2 separate regions of the Homo sapiens genome follow, and region 1 is linked to region 2. Evidence: chromatin loops called from intact Hi-C (ENCODE). Cell type or tissue: ovary. All regions are shown on one strand.

What was found. Peaks named below come from ENCODE experiments on the same cell type or tissue, not always from the same donor. Only the 100,000 strongest peaks of a DNase experiment are listed, where the experiment ranks them.
Region 1: a loop joins it to region 2, with 5 times the contacts of the local background. A loop is called at or near these places in 17 of 110 quality-filtered maps.

The regions. Positions count from the first base shown.
Region 1 is chr21:32,818,525-32,821,024 of GRCh38, forward strand. No RefSeq gene overlaps it. Among named protein-coding and RNA genes, the nearest start is that of EPCIP, 6.1 kb to the left of the region's middle. In ovary, no CTCF peak of the experiment used is centred here; a DNase peak (open chromatin) is centred at 1,357; H3K27ac peaks cover 1,231 bases.
Region 2 is chr21:32,766,448-32,768,947 of GRCh38, forward strand. All of the region lies in intron 2 of PAXBP1 (PAX3 and PAX7 binding protein 1), which reads right to left. Among named protein-coding and RNA genes, the nearest start is that of PAXBP1, 4.1 kb to the right of the region's middle. In ovary, no CTCF peak of the experiment used is centred here; no DNase peak of the experiment used is centred here.

The DNA of each region.
Region 1 (2,500 bases), 52 kb after region 2:
TTCCATCCACCCTCAGCTCCCTGCCCTGCTGCATCCACACTGCCCTGACCCCTACCGAGGTGACCCCTACCTATGACCTTTGCCCTCTGCAAAGTCCACTCTGGGTCCTCTCATGGTCTGCTTCCTCAGCATCCACTTTAGGGTACAGGCACTCATGGAGAAAATGCAGAGAACTAAGAATTCCTAATGCTTGGTTTCCTGAGAACCCCTGATGTGATCCCGGAAGTCTTCCAGCGGTTCTGGCCCAGTGGCTGCAATAACTCTTCTCCACTTGTGTCAGATACTCACTGCTGTCACAGCATCCCTGGCCTCGTGAGAAGGCCTTGCATCTGAGAGGAGCCAGGAATCGTACCAGGGCTTTCTTACCATCCTGCTCACACCTATATACTCCTTAGAACATGAACATCTTGGATCAGACACCTCGTAAGCACTGCCTCAGCTCCTTTCAGCCACACCTGTCTTTGATTCCAGCCGCCACTGTAGTGACAGTTCTGCCATGAGCCTGACCAGCTGCATGTAGAACTAACTTGCAAGCACCTCTCACCTCCCATCCGAAGCCTTCTCTGTCATCTCTGCAGCCTGGGACAGACACTGCAAACACTCCTTAGTAGTCTCATGAATGCAACCTGAAGTTCCGGGGACTTAATGCCTCCATGGAGTGATCCTTTGACCAATGGGGGATTCCTCCTTTCTCAATCCAGGCAGACAGTCCTGAGATGCGTGCCTTGTGGCTTCTCAGGTGGTTCACAGAATCAAGCAGTAACTTACCTTGCGCTGCCCCTCACCGCTTCCCTCTCCCTCACTCTTGCTTCTAGGGATAGCAGTTCCCAATACAGTGCTTGCATATATGTATATATATGCTTTTCTGATGTTCTACTCTCTGGGAAAATCAGGCTAAGCCACATTCTTTCTTCTTTCCAGATTCTAAAATAAATTCTTCTACCTGTGAGCTAAAAGCAGCCCTTCCCAACTCCTGCGTTTCTTCTCTAGTGATGGCCTCATCTCTTCCAATAAGTAGAATCTTGATCTTGATAGTTTTAAGAAATGTATCCTTAGAGCTTCGAAAATCCCTCTTTTCAGAGTACCCCTCATATGGAATTACCTCCATAAAATGATGGGAAGAATACCTGAAGCATCGAAGTGATATCTTCAGTCCCTTAGATGGTTTTTAAAGAACTAAAGTAGTCATCATACATCATCTTAGTGGCGACATTACCCATGGGCTTATCTGAATCTACAAAGCAGCGGAGTCCCTCTCACTTCATGATAGTTACAGCACATACGATTAGCAGAGAATAACAAAGGCATGATATGATACAGATGTTGGGCAGCTAGCGAGGCATGCTCTCCAAATAAGTGACTCACTCTTGTGCGGCAGTTCCTCAGCGGATGTGATTCCAGTGTGTGCCTTGGCAAAATTTAGAAATTACAACATGGTTTGGCCCATAGAGGTTGATGACAAATGGTAAGAACCATAGAGATTAAAGCATAAATATCAGGAATATCCTGTACTTTCTATCTCTTAATCCCTGCTGTCTGTTCTTTGGACTTCAGATGTGCAAGGCCTCCTCATTCTGAAATGCAGAAAGTGTCACTTGACTCTGTAGTGCCACTTAGGTGTCATTTCACTGTTGCACAGATCTACTGGAACTTCACTCTCCAAGTCCTCTCACAACTTGCTTGGCCTTACTGTACTTCTCTTATTTGTGGCACCTGACTATTAGCCAACCTTTCCTTGGTCTTCCACTGTCATGCATGATTCTATAACTTTTTCCTGGTGCTTATAATATTATTTTACTGGTCACATCCTTTCTATCTCTCTCTCTCTCTCTCTCCCCTTTGGGCTCTTCTTTCTCTCTCTCTTTTTTTTTTTTTGAGGTGGAGTCTCCTTCTGTCGCTCAGACTGGAGTGCAGTGGCACCATCTCAGCTCACTGCAACCTCCACTTTCCAGGTTCAAGCGATTCTCCTGCCTCAGCCTCCCGAGTAGCTGGGATTCCAGGCAAGCACCACCACACCCAGCTAATTTTTGTATTTTTAGTAGAGACGGGTTTTTGCCATGTTGGCCAGGCTGGTCTTGAACTCCTGACCTCAAAGTGATCCACCCGCCTCGGCCTCCCAAAGTGCTGGGATTACAGGTGTGAGCCATGGCACCTGGCCTATTTTTCTTTTCTTGAGCAGCACCTAAAGTGTTGTCCTTAACCCTGCTCTTCTTCATGAGTTCTAGTCACTTGTTTCAGTTATATGAAGGTCACCCCCGCTTGGAGAATAAACTCAACACAGACTATTAGAAATAAGAGGGCTGTCTTATTGACACTTACTTGTAATCTATCCTCAGTTTGAATGCTTCCAGAGATGAAAGGCTTGCCTCCTCACACAGCAGCATTTTTTTCATTTTTGGAGAGCTCTATTATGTAAAATAATTTCTTATGTATGGCTAAATCTGTCTCCTGGGAATTTTGAGACATTGGCTGTTTTTCCGCCCTTAAGAGTAACACTGAA
Region 2 (2,500 bases):
CAATTATTACCCACTTCACCTTAAACCTGGTCAGGCTCTCCCTCTCCTCTTCTACAAAGAGGGACAGGCTTCTCTTCATCAAAAGAGCTTTCCCACTTGACTCCATTGGTCCCTCTAGTTATTGCCTAGTCTCTCTCTGCCAAACTTCCCAAGGAAGCAGTGTGGACCTGCTGCCCTCTACTTCCTCTCCAACTTTTGTGCCTTGACCCTACAAACAGCCTTTGATTTCACCCAACCTAACCCAATGGCTGCAGCCACGGCTAATTCATATATGATAGCATCATCAAGCAATTTAGCAAAAGATGTTCCTTCTTCCAAACATCTCTGAGGGCACTGGGTCTGGCTGGTGGGCCACTCCCATCCATCCTGTCAGAAGCCCTCAAGAGAAACGCTGGGCAATCTTGCCAATAGCCCCTCCTTGGTCCTCACTTTTCCTGACTTTTCTTGTACTAGTTCACACAAGCGACCATCATCTTCCTGAAACATTCTTCTCTTTTCCTCTTTGGCCTTCCTGATTCTTTTATCTCTTTGGTAAATCCCTTCCTCTACATGTAGGCTTACTAGAGTAGAAGTCTTTGGTCTTCAGGAATTTTTCCTTTATATACGGCTCCCTCATCAATTCCATTCACCTTTAATTATCACCGCAATAAGCACCACCCCCAAATCTACATCTCTAGGTATTCACTGACTACTTCCACTCAAATTCAAATTAAAAAGAGAACTCATTATTTTAAGAATATCAGAAAAATGGGGTTCTCAAGTCAATACCGTGGTTATTTTGAAGTTAATTGTCTCTGCCTACTATAGAGGGTTGAAGGTAGGAAGAGTTCTGGATTGCCAATTAATGACAGACCTTCATTTCAGTGTTACCAATGACAACCTACAATACAATCAGACTCCGCCTTCAGAGGACATTAATTGGAGTTATCTAGTGAGTGGAGTATCAGAATTCAATGAGGATAGAAGGATGGAAGAGGTCAGAGATGGCTTCATCAACTTCACACTTGTTTCAATTTCTAAACCCAACAATAAATGGCAACTAATATGGTTTGACTATGTCTCCATCCAAATGTCAACTTGAATTTTATCTCCCAGAATTCCTACGTGTTGTGGAAGGGACCCAGGAGGAGGTAACTAAATCATGGGGGCTGGTCTTTCCCGTGCCATTCTCATGACAGTGAATAAGTCTCACGAGATCTGATGGGTTTATCAGGGGTTTCCGCTTTTGCTTCCTCCTCATTTTCTCTTGCTGCCGCCATGTAAAAAGTGCCTTTCACCTCCTGCCATGATTCTGAGGCCTCCGCAGCCACGTGGAACTGTAAGTCCAATTAAACCTCTTTTTCTTCCCAGTCTTGGGTATGTCTTTATCAGCAGCATGAAAACAGACTTAATACAACAACCATGACAACAGGCCTTTCTCAGTTGTCACTTATCCTGACCTTTCTTTTACTCTCATCATATATAGTTGGTCTCAAGAATTCTGAGGAAAATAAGGCAGTTTCCTAGACTCCAAAATAACCAGTTCTCCTAAAAACATTCCTCCTTCCACTTGCCTTCTCTATTCCTATATATAATTATTCATAACCAAGACACCCTATGGTTTGAGTGTCCTCTCCAAAACTCATGTTGAAATTTAATTGCCATTGTAACGTTATTAACAGGTGGGGCCCTTAAATGGCAGTTACAACATGAGAAGGTGAATGCCATTATCCCAGGCTCCTGATAAAAGGATGAGTTTGGCAGGATATTCTCTCTCTGTCTTGGAGACTCACCTGCCCTTCTACCATGTTATGACAACATAAAGGCCCTTAGTAGATGCCTGTGCCATGCTCTTGGCCCTCCCAGACTCCAGAACTGTCAACCAAATAAACTTCTATTGTTTATAAATTACCTAGTCTGTAGTATTGTTACAGGAGCAGAAAATGGATTAAGACACTCCAGGACAAAAGTTCAAATTTGACTCTTTCTTTTAAATCCAATATGGCAAAGTGTATATTAAGCCTATCAATTCTTCCCTTGGAATGGTTCTCAAATCATTCTTTCTTTCCACTTCTCCCCCTAAAACAACAGAAAACATTTTTAACTCATCCAGAATTTCCTACTAAATCAGTAGAAGCCTTTACTCTTGCTCAACTGTGAGACCTTTTTAAACCCACTATTAATGGATCAAAGCTGGCCCTTGAGTTTAAACTGCTTTAGGCCTCCAATCTCTCCTCATGCTGCATGTTAATACCAGGCTAAAGTTTCAAAACGCATTTATCATGTCACCATCTTGGCAAGCCACTGTAGCAAATGTAAACCCTTACTGGATACTGAACATCCTTCACAATCTGTCAACGTATCTTTCACATGAAACTTCTAACTACTTCCTTCACAAATCATCTACTCTGACCTGTCAGGTGTACTTGTTCTTTTCCAAAACAGCTTTAGTCATTTTAATCCTTGATCATACCCCCAATACCTTCCCTTTCGGAATTTTAACTATCAAAGATCCATCTTC